Linked DNA regions of Homo sapiens: region 2 is linked to region 1. The links are chromatin loops, found by intact Hi-C in ENCODE. Cell type or tissue: IMR-90. All regions are shown on one strand. Links, peaks and the distances in the headings refer to the core of each region. The heading gives the core; the rest is flanking DNA. Region 1 has its middle 22 kb from the start of BCAT2. Region 2 overlaps LOC107985340 (a long non-coding RNA gene).

Region 1 (9,177 bases), core at 597-8,596:
TGTTATGTGGAGGTGTAGAGAAAGCCAGGCATTCGGATGGACGAGGCACATCCTCTTGCAGATTCGAATTCACAGACTGCCTTGGTTATCGGCTGGCTGTGTGACCTCAGGTGTGGTGCTTAATCTCCTTGATCCAATTTGCTGGAGGGACACCCTGTGGGACTATTCTGGCAAACATGATCTGTGGCCTATCCAGCAGCCATCGGCGTTGACACTGAAAGTCCAGTTTTTTACGGCGTCAGCAGACCCATTACCACATCCTCTCATTTCCCATTGTCAATGATCCCTCAAGGAAAGGTTAGAGGCCAAGGGGATCCTAAGGGAAACTTGCCTGGAGGCCTCTGGGAAGCTTTCTTCCCTTGATAAAACAATCCATGTGCTCACTTCGGCAGCACATATACTAAAATTGGAATGATACAGAGAAGACTAGGATGGCCCCTGTGCGAGGATGACACACAAATTCGCAAAGCATTCCATATTTTTTTGTCCTCAGCAAACTAACACAGGAACAGAAAACCAAACACCGGTCTGAGCACAGTGGCTCACGCCTATAATCCCAGCACTTTCGGAGGCCGAGGTGGGCAGATCACTTGAGGTCTGGAGTTCGAGACCAGCCTGGCCAACATGGTGAAACCCCATTTCTACTAAAAATATGAAAATGAGCCAGGCATGGTGGCACACACCTGTACTCTCAGTTACTCGGGAGGCTGAGGCACAAGAATTGCTTGAATCTGGGAAATGGAGGTTGCAGTGAGCCAAGATCACACCACTACACTCCAGCCTGGGTGACAGAGTGAGACCCTCTCTCAAAAAAATAAAGAAGCCGGGCGCGGTGGCTCACACCTGTACTCCCAGCACTTTGGGAGGCTGAGGCAGGTGGATCACGAGGTCAGGAGATCAAGACCATCCTGGCTACCATGGTGAAACCCTGTCTCTACTAAAAATACAAAAAAAAAAATTAACCGGGCATGGTGGTGGGCGCCTGTAGTCCCAGCTACTCGGGAGGCTGAGGCAGGAGAATGGTGTGAACCTGAGAGGTGGAGCTTGCAGTGAGCCGAGATCGTGCCACTGCACTCCAGCCTGGGTGACAGAGCGAGACTCCATCTAAAAAAAAAAAAAAAGAAAAAAAGAAAACCAACCAAACACCGCATGTTCTCATTTATAAGTGGGAGCTGAACAATGAGAACACAAGGACACGGGGAGGGGAACAACATACACTGGGGCCTGTTGCAGGGTGGTGGGGAGGGAAAGCATCAGGATAAATAGCTAATGGATGCGGGGCTTAATACCAGGTGATGGGTTAACAGGTGCAGCAAACCACCATGGCACACGTTTACCCATGTAACAAACCTGCATGTCCTGCACATGTACCCCAGAACTTAAAATAAAATTAAGGCTGGGCTTGGTGGCTCATGCCTGTAATCCTAGCACTTTGGGAGGCCAAGGCAGGCTCGTCACCTGAGGTCAGGGGTTCCAGACCAGCTTGGCCAACATGTGGAAACACTGTCTCTACTAAAAATACAAAAAATAGACTGGGTGAGGTGGCTCACGCCTGTAATCCCAGCACTTTGGGAAGCCGAGATCAGGAGATCGAGACCAGCCTAGCCAACGTGGTGAAACCCCATCTCTACTAAAAATACAAAAATTATCCGGGCGTGGTGGCGCATGCCTGTAATCCCAGCTACTCGGGAGTCTAAGACAGGAGAATTGTTTGAATCCGGGAGGCAGAGGTTGCAGTGAGCCGAGATCACGCCATTGCACTCCAGCCTGGGCAACAAGAGCAAAACTCCATCTCTAAATAAATACATAAATGAAATAAAAATACAGAAAATCGCCAGGCATCATGGCGCATGCCTGTAATCCCAGCTACTTGGAAGGCTGAGGCAGGAGAACCACTTGAACCCAGGAGGCAGAGGTTGTAATGAGATGAGATCGTGCCACTGCACTCCAGCCAGTGTGACAGAGCAAGACTCTATCTCAAAAAGAAAATAAAAATAATAAAATTAAAAAAGAATTCACAAGCGTCACCCCTACATATATATATACACACATGTATATCTATAGGCTGGAGTACAGTGACGCATTCAGTGTACTGCAGTAATCACTGCAGCCTCGACCTCCCAGACTCAAACAATTCTCTCACCTCAGCCTCCCAAGCAGCTGGAATCACAGGCATGTGCCACTATGCCTGCCTAATTTTTTATTTTTATTTTTGTAGAGACAAGGTCTCAATATAATGCCCAGGCTGGTCTCAAACTCCTACGCTCAAGTGATCCGCCCATCTTATCCTCCCAAAGTGCTGGGATTACAGTCATGAGCCACTGCACTGAGCCTAATTTTATTATTTTTTATTTTTTGTAGAGACAAGGTCCCACTAGGCTGATCTCAAACGATCCTTCCACCTTGGTCTCCCAGTGTTGAGGTTACAGGCACGAGCCACCACCCCCAGCCTAAGAGACTATCATCAATGATTTTTTTTTCTTTTTTCTTTTCTAGAGCAGGTACAATGTAATCAATTATTATTATTATTATTAAGACCGAGTCTTGCTCTGTCACCAAGCTGGAGTGCAGAGGCATGATCTTGGCTCACTGCAACCTCTGCCTCCTGGGTTCAAGCAATTGTCCTGTCTCAGCCTCCCGAGTAGCTAGGACTACAGTTGTGTGTCATCACACTCAGCTAATTTTTTTTTTTTTGTTATTTTAGTAGAGAAGGGGTTTTACCATGTTGGCCAGGATGGTCTCTATCGCTTGACCTCACGATCCACCTGCCTCGGCCTCCCAAAGTGCTGGGATTATAGGCGTGAGCCACCGTGCCTGGCCATCAATTTATTATGATGATGATGATGATTTTTGAGATGGAGTCTCAGTCTGTCACCCAGGCCAGAGTGCAGTGGCGCAATCTTAGCTCACTGCAATCTCTGCCTCCTGGGTTCAAGCGATTCTTTTGCCTCAGCCTCTCGAGTAGCTGGGATTACAGGTGCCCGCCACCAAGCCCGGCTAATTTCTTTTTTTTTTTTTTTTTGAGATGCAGTCTCACTCTGTCACCCAGGCTGCAGTGCAGTGGCGCCATCTCGGCTCACTGCAAGCTCCGCCTCCAGGGTTCACGCCATTCTTCCTGCCTCAGCCTCCCGAGTACCTGGGACTACAGGCGCCCGCCACCACGCCCAGCTAAATTTTTTGTATTCTTAGTAGAGACGGGGTTTCACCGTGTTAGCCAGGATGGTCTCGATCTCCTGACCTTGTGATCCACCCGCCTCGGCCTCCCGACGTGCTGGGATTACAGGCGTGAGTCACCGCGCCCGGCCTTTTTTTTGGTATTTTTAGTAGAGATGGGGTTTCACCATGTTGGCCAGGCTGGTCTGGAACTCCTGACCTCAGGTGATCCGCCCGCCTCAGCCTCCCAACGTGCTGGGATTACAGGCGTGAGCCACCGTGCTCAGCCTCAGTGATTTTTGAGAATGTGAAGGGGTCTTGGGACCAAAGGGTTCAAGAACTGCTATCCATGAGCAGTGCTGGGCACACAGTGAGTAGGTGTGAGTGTTGGCGCTGCAGCTCACTTTGGAAAATAACTTTGTGTTGGTGCCTCATGCCTGTAATCCCAGCATTCTGGGAGGCCAAGGCAGGAGGATTACTTGAGCCCAGGAGTTCGAGACCACCCTGGGCAACATAGTGAGACCCCCCCTCCTCTACAAAAAATAAAAAAATTAGCTGCATGTGGTGGCGTGTGCCTATGGTCCCAGCTATTCGGTAGGCTGAGATAGGAGGATGGGTTTAGGCCAAGAATTCCAGGTTGCAGTGAGCTGTGTTCATGCCGCTGCACTCCAGCCTGGGTAACAGAGCAAGACCCTGTCTCAAAAAAAAAAAAAAAAAAGAAAGAAAGAAAGAAAGAAAAAGAAAAAAAAGAGTCCAATTCTGTGAGAAAATGAATATCTGCAAAGAATAATTTTTTTTTTTTTTTTGAGATGGAGTCTCGCTCTGTCACCCAGGCTGCAGTGCAGTGGCGCCATCTCGGTTCACTGCAAGCTCCGCCTCCCGGGTTCACGCCGTTCTCCTGCCTCAGCCTCCCCAGTAGCTGGGACTATAGGCGCCCGCCACGACGCCTGCCTAATTTTTTGTATTTTTAGTAGAGACGGGGTTTCACCATGTTAGCCAGGATGGTCTCGATCTCCTGACCTTGTGATCCTCCAGCCTCGGCCTCTTAAAGTGCTGGGATTACAGGTGTGAGCCACCAGGCCCAGCCAGATTAAATCTTTAATTATAATTTAATTATATAAGACTTAGGGTACTATAGGCCTTCATGGCTTTAGAAAACATTTTTCAAAATATTTAAAGACATTTTCATGCTTAAGGATGTCTTCATTTTAAAATAACAAACAGGACTAGGCGCCGTGGCTCACGCCAGTAATCCCAGCATTTTGGGAGGCCGAGGTGGGTGGATCACCTGAGGCCAGGAGTTTGAGACCAGCCTGGTGAACATGGCGAGACCCCTGTCTCTACTAAAAATAGAAAAATTAGCCGGGTGTGGTGGCGGGCACCTGTAATCTCAGCTACTCTGGAGGCTGAGGCAGGAGAATCACTTGAACCTGGGAGGTGGAGGCTGCAGTGAGCTGAGATCACAACGCTGCACTCCAGCCTAGGCAACAGAACAATACTCTGTCTCAAGAAAAATAAATAAGTGTGTGTGTGTGTGTGTGTGTGCGCCCAAGATTAGGACACAAAGAATCACACAGGCATAATGGGGCCTAAAAACTGTTTTTTTTTTTTAACTGTTTTTTTTTTTTTTTTTTTTTGAGATGGAGTCTCGCTCTGCCGCCCAGGCTAGAGTGCAATGGCGTGATCTCGGCTCACTGCAACCTCCGCCTCCCAGGTTCAAGCAATTCTCCTGCTTCAGACTCCCGAGTAGCTGGGACTACAGGTGTGAGCCACCACACCGGGCTAATTTTTGTATTTTTAGTAGAGACGGGGTTTCACCATGTTGGCCAGGCTGATCTTGAAGTCCTGATCTCAGGTCATCCTCCTGCCTCAGCCTCCTAAAATGCTGGGATTAAGCCATGAGCCACTGCGCCCGGCCGTTAAACTGTTTTATAAGCTCTGTGTGTGTGTGTGTGTGTGTGTGTGTGTGTGTGTGTGTGTGTGTGCTTAAGACAGTCTTTCTCTGTCACTTAAAAAAAAACCTGGTAAATAGCGGGCCCTACCTTTCCTACTGAAAAATAAATAAATAAATAAAATAATAAATCCAGGTAAATACATCTCAGCTGTAATAACCCAGCCACAGCGTGCTGTGTGTCAGGCCACGCTGTGGTGTGCCTGCAGCACCATCTGGTGGTCAGTGTTGAGTATAAAGTCAAAGGCCAAAAGAGGAGAAGGCCGGGCGCAGTGGCTCACACCTGTGATCCCAGCACTTTCCGAGGCCGAGGCGGGAAGATCACTTGAGGTCTGGAGTTTGAGACCAGCCTGGCCAACATAGTGAAGCCAGCCTGGCAGGAGAATCCCTTGAACCCGGGAGGCAGAGTTTGCAATGAGCTAAGATTGAGCCACTGCACTCCAGCCTGGGTGACAGAGTGACACTGTGTCTCAAAATAAATAAATAAGTAAACTAAAAATAAAAAATGGAAAACTAAGGAAAGAGGCAATTTACAGAGTGAGTCTCCAAATACAATTTCATCAGTTAGCAATGTGTAAAAATTAAAGTAGAGCTTCCTCTTCAAAGAGACTTTCCTCCTCGTCTACTTAGGAATAAATAGTAACTTCTCTTAGACGCAAAATGTATTCAAAGACCTGTGCTAACATTCTTAAATATCTGCTAGCCGTAATAAAGAAATCAGTGTACTTTATGTTTTTAGCTCCCACAATTTACCCTAAATATTTGCCCTGGCATGCTTATACTGGTCCAAGCAAGCATTAGGTCACAGCCTGTTCCTCTTCCTTATTTGAAGGTGTTTTTACCTTTCTCAGCATTCCACAAGTCACTTCCCCCTTCCTTTGTTCTCCTCTGCCTTTGCCTCTTTTAAAAAGTTCCAAGTTGCTAGCCAGTTGGGACAAATACAGAATGTGAGGTCCCGTTCCAGCCAATGGAAACCCGACACGGCAGTAGAGTGGATGCGTCAGGTTATAAATGACCCTGTCTCCTTTGTTCGTTGTACTCTTGTGGCAAAACTGCTGGCGAGTGTACCTTTTCTGCAGAAAGTAAAAATGGCCTTGCTGGCCGGGCTCAGTGGCTCATGCCTGTAATCCCAGCACTTTGGGAGGTCAAGGCGGGCGGATCACCTGAGGTCAGGAGTTTGAGACCAGCCTGACCAACATGGAGAAACCCCGTCTCTACTAAAAATACAATATTAGCCGGGCGTGGTGGTGCATGCCTGTAATCCCAGCTACTCGGGAGGCTGAGACAGGAGAATTGCTTGAACCTCGGAAGCCGAGGGTGCAGTGAGCTGAGATTGTGCCATTGCACTCCAGCCTGGGCAACAAGATCGAAACTCCATCTCAAAAAATAAAAATAAAAATAAAAATGGCCTTGCTGAGGAAATTAATGTTCAAGTGCTATGTCTTTTTTTTTTTTTTTTGAGGCGGAGTCTCACTCCGTTGCCCAGGCTGGAGTGCAGTGGCACGATCTCGGCTCACTGCAAGCTCCGCCTCCCAGGTTCACGCCATTCTCCTGCCTTAGCCTCCCAAGTAGCTGGGACTACAGGCACCTGCCACCACGCCTGGCTAATTTTTTTTTGTATTTTTATTAGAGACGGGGTTTCAACGTGTTAGCCAGGATGGTCTCTATCTCCTGACCTTGTGATCCACCCGCCTCGGCCTCCCAAAGTGCTGGGATTACAGGCGTGAGCCACCGCGCCCGGCCTCAAGTGCTATTTCTTTATGGCACCAAGGAATAAGCATTTCTAACAAATGTGTGAGTGGTTAAAACCATTTTTAGGGCATTATACAAGTTTACAAACATCTCAAGGGATGAGTGTTTGGAAAGACTCCCCTGAGGTGATGTAACACTGGCTGGCTGATCATAGTGGCTCAAGTTTGTAATCCTAGCACTTTGGGAGGCCGAGGCGGGTGGATCACCTGAGGTCAGGAGTTGGAGACCAGCCTGGCCAACATGGTGAAACCCTGTCTCTACTAAAAATACAAAAATTGGCCCAGTGTGGTGGTGGGCAGTAATCCCAGGTACTCAGGAGGCTGAGGCAGGAGAATCACTTGAACCCCGGAGGCACAGGTTGCAGTGAGCCGAGATTGTGCCATTGCACTCCAGCCTGGGCGACAGAGTGAGACTCCATCTCAAAAAAAAAAAAAAAAAAAAAAATAGAAACACTGGCTTAGGCAGGGCGCGGTGGCTCACATGTGTATTCCCAGCTTTTTGGGAGACCGAGGCAGACAGATCACTTGAGGTCAGGGGTTCGAGTCCGGCCTGGCCAACATGGGGAAACCCTGCCTCCACTAAAAACACAAAAATTAGCCAGGCTTGGTGGCAGGTGTCTGTAATCCCAGCTATTTGAGAGGCTGAGGCGAGAGATTCGCTTGATCCCAGGAGGCAGAGTTTGCAGTGAGCCAAGATGACACCACTGCACTCCAGCCTGAGTTAGACTCCATCTCAAAAAAGAAGAAAACAAAACAAAACAGAAACACTGGCTTAGGCATTTATGAAAAACCCACAGCAAACATCCTACTCAATGGTGAAAGACTGACAATACACAAAAGAAAGAAAGAAATTCGTAACAGACATAAATGGAAAGACATCCCAAGTTTATAGACTGGAAGACAATAGTATTAAGATGACGATGCAGCTGGGCACGGTAGCTCATGCCTATAATCCCAGCATTTTGGGAGGCTGAGGCAGGAGGATTGCTGGAGCCCAGGAGTTTAAGATCAGCCTTGGCAACTGATATGGTTTGGCTCTGTGTCCCCACTGAAATCTCATTATGAATTATAATCTCAGCGGGTCCAGGGAGGGACATGGTGGGAGGTAACTGGATCGTGGGGGCAGTTTCCCCCATGCTGTTCTCGTAGTCATGAGTGAGTTCGCACAAGATCTGATGGTTTGAAACTGTGGTGGTTCCCTCCTCTAGCTCTTTCTCCCTCCTGCCACTATATAAGACGTGCCTTGCTTCCCCTTCCCCTTTTGCTATGATTGTAAGTCTCCTGAGGACTCCCCAGCCCTGTGGAACTGTGAGTCAATTAAACCTCTTTTCTTTATAAATTACCCAGTCTCGGGTAGTTAGTTTTAACAGCATGCACCTGGTCTCTACAACAACAACAACAAAAACTTAGCTGGGTATGGTGGCACCTGCCTGCAGTCCCAACTACTGAGAAGGCTGAGGTGGGAGGATTGCTTGAGCACGAGGTCGAGGTTGCAGTGAGCCATGGGGTCGTGCCACCACACTCCAGCCTGGGCAACACAGTAAGGGCCTGTCTCAAAAAAAAAAAAAAAAAGTGATCTAGTAACTGAATTTAATCCATATCAAAATTTGAACATCTGGCTGGGCGGGGTGGCTCACAACTGTAAATCCCAGCACTTTGGGAGGCTGAGGTGGGCGGATCACCTGAGGTCAGGAGTTCAAGACCAGCCTGGCCGACATGATGAAACCCCGTCTCTACTAAAAATACAAAAATTAGCCAGGCATGATGATGCCTGTAATTCCAGCTACTTGGGAGGCTGAGGCATGAGAATCACTTGAACCCGGGAGGTGGACGTAGCAGTGAGCTGAGATCGCACCACTGCACTCTAGCCTGGGTGACAGAGAGAGACTCCATCTCAAACAAACAAACAAAACGTGCAGAATGCTAAAGACTAAGCAAATAAGTAATAGCTACCATGTCCAGAGGCTTCCTCTAAGCCCGCTAGAAGGCACTGCCCTACAGTATTTCTCTCGTTTCCACTTGTGCAGATAAGAATACTGAAATTCAGAAGTCTCCTGCCCCTGGTTACTCCAGTAGTAAGAGGTGGGGGAACTCAGGCTCTCTCTCTTCATTGCCCACATCCTGAACCACTGCTCATGTTATATGCCCATATTTTGCATGTAAATTCAAAAGATTTAGGCGTCAGGTCCCGATCCTTTAACCCCTGGTTACCAGTCCCTGTTCTAGTCCACCCCTCAGGAGGAGGCAGCTGGAGTATCTGAGGTCAGTCACACGTGCAGTCTGCCATGCTTACATGACCAACACTTGTTTAAAATTTTGTCC
Region 2 (9,177 bases), core at 878-8,877, 440 kb before region 1:
CAGCAGGCTGCTCAGAAGCCCTGAGCTGAACCAAACTAGGTCAGTGACCTGTCAAAACAAAAGTATCGCCGGGTGTGGTGGCTCACGCCTGTAATCACAGCACTTTGGGAGGCCGAGGCAGGAGGACCACTTGCAGTCAGGCGTTCAAGACCAGCCTGGCCAATATGGTGAAACCCCATCTATACCAAAAAATACAAAAATTAGCCAGGCATGGTGGCACGTGCCTGTAATCCCAGATACTTGGGAGGCTGAGGTGAGAGGATCGCTTGAGCCTGGGAGGTGGAGGCTGCAGTGAGCCGAGGTCATGCCACTGCACTCCAGCCTGAGCAACAGAGCGAGACACTGTCTCAACAAAACTAAAACAGGCCGGGCGTGGTGGCTTATGCGTGTAATCCCAGTACTTTGGGAGGCCAAGGCGGGTGGATCACCTGAGGTCAGAAGTTCAAGACCAGCTTGAGCAATATGATGAAACCCCATCTCTAATAAAAATACAAAAATTAGCCGGGCTGTGGTGGCACATGCCTGTAATCTCAGCTACTCAAGAGGCTGAGGTGGGAGAATCTCTTGAACCTGGGAGACGGAGGTTGCAGTGGGCCAAGATCACGCCACTGCACTCCAGCCTGGGAGACAGGGGGAGACCTTGTGTCAAAAACGAAACAAAACAACCCCCCCGCACAAAACGTATCCACAATCTACATAGAATTTAAACAAGACCCAGCACCTTATCACATAATATTTAAGATGTCCAGAATACAACCCAAAATTGCTCAGCATACAAAGAATCAAAATTGCAACTCACCAAGAGAAAAAGACAAGCAGTAGACGCAGAGATGACATAAGTGCTGGAATTGAGTGCAAAGAGGTTAGGGCTGTGAGTAAAGCATTTAAAGCAGCAGAAAGCAACATGCCTCACTGACAATACCACAGGGGCCTGGGGAATATGTTTTGTAGGCTTCCTAGCCTGGCCATCGATAGAAAAGAGAAGAAAGAAGAATATGGAACTGAGAGGCAACAGTGTCCAACACAGGCCAACATTTTGGCTACTCAGTATCTGTTCACACAAATCTACCCTTATTTAAACTTTTATACAACAAGAAAACATCATTGTGCTTCCATCTAATAGAATGCAAGTATCCCTTGTACAAATGGAGGTGTGAGCAACCTCTTCCCAAAAAAGCACTTAATGGCGGCATCTGGCTGGGCGCGGTAGTGCATGCCTGTAATCCCAGCACTTTGAGAGGCCAAGGCGGGAAGATCACCTGAGGTCAGGAGTTCGAGACCAGCCTGGGCAATATGGTGAAACCCTGTCTGTACTAAAAATACAAAAATTAGGTGGGCATGTAATCCCAGCTGCTGTGGAGGCTGAGGCAGGAGAATCACCTGAACCCAGGAGGTGGAGGTTGCAGTGAGCCAAGAACAAGCCACTACCCTCCAGCTTCGGTGACAGAGCAAGACTCTGTCTCAATAAATAAATGAATCTATCTATCTATCTATCTATCTATCTATCTATCTATCTATCTATCTGTGTATCTATCTGTGTATCCATCTATATCTAATGTATCTATATCTAATGTATCTATCTATATCTAATGTATCTATCTATATCTAATGTATCTATCTACCTAATGTATCTGTCCATGTAATGTATCTTGGCAGAAGACATGAAACTCCTGGGTCAGAGACAAAGGACCATATTCCTCCCAGTACAGCCAGCAGCATAAACACAGCATGTTTTCATTGGTTCTCCTTTCTCTCCAAACTCTGTAAGGGCAATGCCAGGGCCCAGGTGGATGCCTGCACGTACAGAGGGTTGTATTACAGGAGAGGAGCACTGAGCTTAGGGAACCCCCTCTTCTTTATAGCAATCAACAAGCAAGCCTCTCTTTGTGAGAGGGGAGGGGTTGCCTCATTGCTCAAGTTTGCCAGCTGCGTAAACAACCCTGAAGAAACAGTGACCAGGGCCTTGCAGCCATGCACACCCCACACAACATGCAGGAAACACAAGACAACTGTGGAGGACAGTCTCCCAACACAGCAATACCCACCCCCAGACCCGCATCATCTTAGCTTCTGGCAAGTTTTCAAATGACTCTGACACCCATCAGCCACTCTGATTCATCTAACTAACAGGCTGGAATAAAATCACTTCAGGCCAGGCATGGTGGCTCACACCTGTAATCCCAGCACTTTGGGAGGCTGAAATCACTTGAGGTCAGGAGTTTGAAACTAGCCTGGCCAACATGGGGCAACTCTTTCTCTACTAAAAATACAAAAAAACAGCCAGGTGTCGTGGTAGGTGCCTGTAATCCCAGCTACTTGGGAGGCTGAGGCAGAAGAATCGCTTAAACCTGGGAGGCAGAGGTTGCAATGAGCCAAGATTGTGCCATTGCACTCCAGCCTGGGCCACAGAGACTCCATCTCAAAAAAAAAAAAAAAAATCACTTCAATTTGTCTCATTCGGCCTTTAATTAAGGCTACTTTTGATGGGACTCCCAACAGCAAGATCAGGCCAACCTTGAGTATTGACCTCAACTCTCAACTATGTCCCCCAGGGTCCTAGACTCAGCCAACTGTGAATAAGTCTCAAGGTGGCTCATGCCTGTAATCCCTGCAGTTTGGGAGGCTGAGACCGGCAGATCATTTAATCTTAGGAGTTCAAGATCAGCCTGGGCAACGTAGTGAAGGCCCATCTCTACAAAAAATACAAAAACAATATTAGCCAGAAGTGGTGGCACACCTGTAATCCTAGCTACTTGGGAGGCTGAGGCGGGAGGATCCCCTGAACCCAGAAGGTTGAGGTTGCAGTGAGCCAAGATCACGCCACTGTACTCCAGCCTAGGTGACAGAGCAAGACCCTGTCTCTAATACAATAAAATTAAAATAAAAAAAAAATAAAAGTCCAGGTGTGGTGGCTCACGTCTGTAATCCCAGTACTTTGGGAGGCCGAGGAGGGGGAATCACCTCAGGTCAGGAGTTCAAGACCAGCCTGATCAACATGGAGAAACCACGTCTCTACTAAAAATACAAAATTAGCCGGGCATGGTGCCACATGCCTGTAATCGCAGCTACTTGGGAGGCTGAGGCAGAAGAATCGCTTGAACCCGGGAGGCAGAGGTTGCAACGAGCTGAGATCATGCCATTACACTCCAGCCTGGGCAACAAGAGTGAAACTCCATCTCAGAAAAAAAAAAAGTAAAAACTGGTCCCAGAGGACCAGTACATCTTATTTTGGACAACCAGGATATAGTCTAAGGCGACTCTATTGTCCATTATAAGCAGAGCAGAGAACTTTAGGCTGATCTGCTAAAATACCAAAAAAAGAAATTTAAAAATAAAAAAACTGATCTGATCTTTGATGTCTTTACAAACAATTACAGGGTGACAACAGATGAGCCTAAAAGCAACCCCCATCCACAATGGGCATGCCACAGCTTACCTCCCCAACCTGAGAAGAGACAGTCATTGGATTTTGTTGTTAAGCTTGGCTGGAATTACCGTTACATTGTCTCAGTTAAGCCACATAAGTAATATCAGCAGGTTGTTTCAACTAACACAGGAGTGAGCCAACTTTTTCTGGAAAGAACCAGGTAATAGTATTTTGGGTTTTGTAGGGCATTTGTTTTCTGTGGCATAGTCATCTTTTTCTTTTTTCTTTTTGAAACAAGATCTTGCTCTGTCACTGAGGCTGGAGAGCTGTGGTACAATAATATCTCACTGCAGCTTCGACCTCCCAGGCTCAAGCGATCCTCCCACCTCAGCCTCCCGAGTAGCTGGGACTACAGGCGTGCACCAGCACACCCAGCTAATTTTTAATTTTTTGTAGAGACAGGCTTTCACCACATAGCCCAGGCTAGTCTTGATCTCCTGGGCTCAAGTGATCCTTCTGCTTCAGCCTCCCCAAGTGCTAGGATTACAGAGGTGAGCCACCACACCTGGCTTTTTTTTTTTTTTTTTTTTTTTAAACAATTCTTGGCTGAGCCGTGGCTCACGCCTGTAATTCCAGCACTTTGGGAGGCTGAAGCAGGTGGATCACTTGAGGTCAGGAGTTCAAGACCAGGACGGCCAACATGGAGAAACCCCGTCTCTACTAAAAATACAAAAATTAGCCGGGCATGGTGGCGGGCACCTTTAATCCCAGCTACTCGGGAAGCTGAGGCAGGAGAATGGCGTGAACCCAGGAGGCGGAGCTTGCAGTGAGCCAAGATCATACCACTGCTCTCCAGCCTGGGCGACAAAGCGAGATTCCATCTCAAAAACAACAACAACAACAACAACAACAACACATTCTTTAAAATATATGAAAAGCTTTGTTAGTTTATAGACCACACAGAAACAGGTCACAGGCCAGATGTATCCCACAGGCTATAGTGTGCCAACTCCTGATCTAGCACCATGTCGGTCCAACAAGGGGATTCTGGTGCCTAAACCAGCATTAGTTTGAATCCCCTACTTGGCCCCCTCAGGACTCAACTGCCATCTGGAGGGCATGACCACCAGGCTGTCCAGCGGAAAGAAAGATGCATCATTCCCAACAATGGTCAGCGGGCAAAATTGTACTTTTTTTTTGAGACGGAGTCTTGCTCTGTCACCCAGGCTGGAGTGCAGTGGTGTGATCTCGGCTCACTGCAAGCTCCGCCTCCCGGGTTCATGCCATTCTCCTGCCTCAGCCTCCTGAGTAGCTGGGACTACAGGCGCCCGCCACCAAGCCCGGCTAATTTTTTGTATTTTTAGTAGAGACGGGGTTTCACCATGTTAGCCAGGATGGTCTCGATCTCCTGACCTCGGGTCTCTGTAACTCCTCCAACACTTCTGTCTCAGGGACTATCCAAGATGCAGCCAAGAAGAGATGAAGCCTCTTCTGGGACTGCCACATTCAGTGACCAAACGGCCTGAGTAAAGTGTGTGCGGCCGGGTGTGGTGGCTCACGCCTGTGATCCCCCCACTTTGGGAGGCCAAGACGGGTGGATCACTTGAGGTCAGGGGTTCGAGACCAGCTGGCCAACATGGTGAAACCTATCTCTACTAAAAATACAAAAATCACCTAGGCATGGTGACGCCTATAATCCCAGCTACTTGGGAGGCTGAGGCAGGAGAATCGCTTGAACCCAGGAGGCAGAGGTTACAGTGAGCCGAGATGGCACCACTGCACTCCAGCCTGAGCAACAGAGCATCTGTCTCAAAAAATAAATAAATAAAGTGTGTGGATCAGGAAGAGGTAGGAAGGGGAAACCAGAAACCTTTTTGAGCTGATTCTTGAGGAAGATGATCCAACAATCAATAATACCAGACACCCGCAGATAGTGAGGAAGTTACAAAGTCCCATTGAATACCTTAAATATCAACCAAACTGCAATCAATGTCTTCCGGAGTTGGTGTTGGGGTTAGGTGGTTGCTGCCCCCTAGTGGACATCTTTAGGTTTAACATAGTGGAATGCGCCCAGCCGTTTAAGGGAACCCGTTTGAATTGAGGGCCCCATTGAGCCAGAGGAATTGCCTCAGGCAGGGGAGTGGAGGAGAGTTTTCTCCAAATGGGGTAGCTGCTGCGGGGTGCGGCGGCTCACACTTGTAATTCCAGCACTTTGGGAGGCCGTGGCAGGAGGATTGCTTGAGCCCAGGAGTTCAAGACCAGCATGGGCAACACAGCGAGACTCTGTCTCTGGAAAAAAAAAAAATTAAAAAATTAACCGGGTATGCTGGCGCATGCCTATAGTCCCAGCTACTCAGGAGGTTGAGGTGGGAGGATCGCTTGAGCCCAGGAGTTCCAGGCTGCAGTGAGCCACGATCATGCCACTGCACTCCAGCCTGGGCAACACAGCAAGACCGTCTCGAAACAGAAAACAGAAGAAACAGGGGTAGCTGTGACTTTTGTATGTAAAACTCAGAAGACCTGAGGACCAGACCAGCTGTGCTCTTAGACGTACCCTTTACCTTTGGCCATTTCCGGTATTGCTAGTGAAGCTGCAGTTAACCTACCCGAGAACAAGGGTGTGAGGCTGGGGAGTCAAAGGCCACCACAAGCCAGGCGTTTGCTTTCAAGGAGAGCTTAATAGTGATTCATAGCGGCCTTCTTTTCTTTTTTTATTATTTATTAGAAGAGAGACAGGGCCGGGCACGGTGGCTCACGCCTGTAATCCCAGCACTTTGTGAGGCAGAGGTGGGTAGATCCCAAGGTCAAGAGATCAAGACCATCCTGACCAACATGGTGAAACCCAGTCTCTACTAACAATACAAAAGTTATCTGGGCATGGTGGCAGGTGCCTGTAATCCCAGCTACTGGGGAGGCTGAGGCAGGAGAATCGCTTGAACCCCAGAGGTGGAGGTTGCAGTGAACCGAGATCGTACCACTGCACTCCAGCCTGGTCACAGAGCAAGACTCTGTCTCAAAATAAATAAATAAAATTTTAATTTAAAAAAAACAGAGATGGGTTTTCACTATGTCGCCCAGGCTGGTCTTGAACTCCTGGACTCAAGCAATCCACCCACCTCTTGGTGTGAGCCACCGCACCCAGCCCAGCTGCCCTTTCTTTTTAAAAGGAGTGTACTTGGTGGCCGTGTCAGGCAGGTGGCACTGTGGCACTGGGAAACGGCTTCCCGGAGCACTCCAGCAGCCATTTAGTCATTACAGTTGTGTTTCCTTTTCTACTGGGATCCCACATTGTTTCTGGTAGAGGTGAAGAGGGCGGCATATGCCACAGCCTCCGACTGGTAGAATCCTCTGATAACAAGGCATGTGTAGTTTTTTCGAGCATGTAAAGCATCAGTACCAATTACACCCGCTCAGTCGTGGAAACCACACAGCGGGACATTGAATTGGCTCTAGGTGCCACACCCAACGAGATCTCTTCAGCTTCCCTTCCCACTGGGAGCCTGACTGGTTGAATTCAGGTACTTGGACCAAGAAGTCTGTGGGTCAGGGACTACAGCCTCAGCCCTGGAGCAACTTGGGGCTGGGGGGCATCCCAGGGGGACAGCAAAGGCAGGGGAAAAAAACTCATTGTTGGTCGGGCGCGGTGGCTCACACCTGTAGTTCCAGCACTTTGGGAGGCCGAGGCGGGCGGATCACTTGAGGTCAGGAGTTCAAGACCTGACTGACCAACATGGAGAAACTCCGTCTCTACCAAAAATACAAAATTAGCCAGGTGTGGTGGTGCACACCTGTAGTCCCAGCTACTCAGGAGGCTGAGGCAGGAGAATTGCTTGAACCTGGGAGGCGGAGCTTGCAGTGAGCAGAGATCGCGTCATTGCACTCCAGTCTGGGCAACAAGAGTGAAACTCCATCTCAAAAAAAAAAAAAAAAAAAAAAAAAGGGCCGGGCATGGTGGCTCACACTTGTAATCCCAGCACTTTGGGAGGCAGAGGCGGGTGGATCATGAGATCAGGAGATCGAGACCATCCTGGCTAACACGGTGAAACCTCGTCTCTATAAAAAATACAAAAAATTAGCCAGGCATGGTGGCGGGCACCTGTAGTCCCAGTTACTGGGGAGGCTGAGGCAGGAGAATGGCATGAACCCAGGAAGCAGAGCTTGCCGTGAGCCAAGATCATGCCACTGCACTCCAGCTTGGGCGACAGAGCAAGACTCCATCTCAAAAAACAAACAACAAAAAAACTTCATTATTGACCTCTCTATCGGCTCACTTGGCTCCTCCCTCCAGGATCAGTGCCAGAGCTGCAACCCAGGTACCTCCCAGGACCCAGCAAGTTCTTAGGCACAGAGGCCCCTCTCTTTCTGCTCTTCCACAGATGGCCAGGCTCAGCCCTCCCAGTCCTCAGCATCTTTGACCAGCCCTGCACCCAGCTGTGGACTGGATCCAAATTGGACCGTGGTGGGGCCAGAAACACTCGCAGGGTGGGATCTTCACTAATGTTTTCAGCCCACTGAAGGCTCAATATCAAATAGCAAGGCAGGGCATAGCGGCTCATGCCTGTAATCTCAGGGCTTTCGGAGGCCGAGGTGATTGCATCACTTGTGCTCAGGAGCTCACGACCAGCCTGGGAAACATAGCGAGACCTCATCTCTACAAAAAAATTTTAAATTAGCTGGGTGTAGTGGTGCATACGTGTGGTCCCAGCTACTCGGGAGGCTGAGTGGGGAGGACCCCTTGGCCCTGGGAGTTTGAGGCTACAGTGAGCCATGTTTGCGCCACTGTACTTCAGCCTGGGTGACAGAGCAAGACCCTGTCTCAAAACAAAGAAACAAATAACAAGGTCCTTGTTGCTGATACCACTTCGGTTTCAGAGACCCTTTGACCCAGCGGCCACAGCCATGCTGCCTCTTGGTTGGGTCCCTGGGGCTTGTTGTCTCATTTTCATGATCCCATTTCTTCCTCCACCTGCCTGGAGAAGGGTAAGAACCCAGGTGCAGCCAGGCACCATTTGCCCACTGTTTTGCCCACTGATTTTGATCCTATCTGTAGCCACTGAGCCTCATTAACAAGTAGGACAGGCTGGGTGCGGTGGCTCATGCTTGCAATCCCAGCACTTTGGGAGGCCGAAGCAGGTGGATCACCTGAGGTCGGGAGTTCGAGACCAGCCTGACCAACATGGAGAAACCCCGTCTCTACTAAAAATACAAAATTAGCCGGGCGTGGCGGTGCCTGCCTGTAATCCCAGCTACTCGGGAGGCTGAGGCAGGAGAATTGCTTGAACCCAGGAGGCGGAGGTTGCAGTGAGCCGAGGTTGCACCACTGCACTCCAGCCTGGGCAACAACAGTGAAACTCCATCTAAAAAAAAAAAAAAAAAAAATACAAGTAGGACAGTGAAGACCTCTATTCCTGGCCATCCTCCTCTACTTGGATGAGAGAATTCCCTACTGGATCCCAGGGATTCTTCTCATATTTTTGAACCAGGCCCATGGAGGCCCTGTCCTTCCAATTCCAGAAAGCCACGCCTCTGTCAACATCCCATCCTTTTCCACACTACCAGGTCCGGACTTTCATTTTGTCCTACTTACAAGCCAGCCTGGGCTGGGTGCAGTGGCTCATGCCTGTAATCCCAGCACCTTGGGAGGCTGAAGCAGGAGGATCCCTTGAGCCCAGGAGATCGAGACCACTCTGGGCAATGTAGCCAGACCGTCTCTACAAAATGTAAAAAATTAGTTGGGCATAGTGGCATGCACCTGTAGTCCCAGCTACTCGGGAGGCTGAGGTGGGAGGATCACTTGAGCCCAGGTTGGA

The links. Peaks named below come from ENCODE experiments on the same cell type or tissue, not always from the same donor. Only the 100,000 strongest peaks of a DNase experiment are listed, where the experiment ranks them.
Region 2: a loop joins it to region 1, with 7 times the contacts of the local background. A loop is called at or near these places in 4 of 110 quality-filtered maps.

What each region holds. Positions count from the first base shown.
Region 1 is chr19:48,784,458-48,793,634 of GRCh38, reverse strand. It overlaps the pseudogene RNU6-317P. Among named protein-coding and RNA genes, the nearest start is that of BCAT2, 22 kb to the left of the region's middle. RefSeq lists an enhancer at 1-135. In IMR-90, for the core only: a CTCF peak has its summit at 5,313 (motif pointing left); a DNase peak (open chromatin) is centred at 5,294; H3K27me3 peaks cover 167 bases.
Region 2 is chr19:49,222,434-49,231,610 of GRCh38, reverse strand. All of the region lies in intron 1 of LOC107985340 (a long non-coding RNA gene), which reads right to left. Among named protein-coding and RNA genes, the nearest start is that of TRPM4, 69 kb to the right of the region's middle. RefSeq lists an enhancer at 5,483-5,532. In IMR-90, for the core only: CTCF peaks have their summits at 5,377 (motif pointing left) and 6,565; a DNase peak (open chromatin) is centred at 5,400.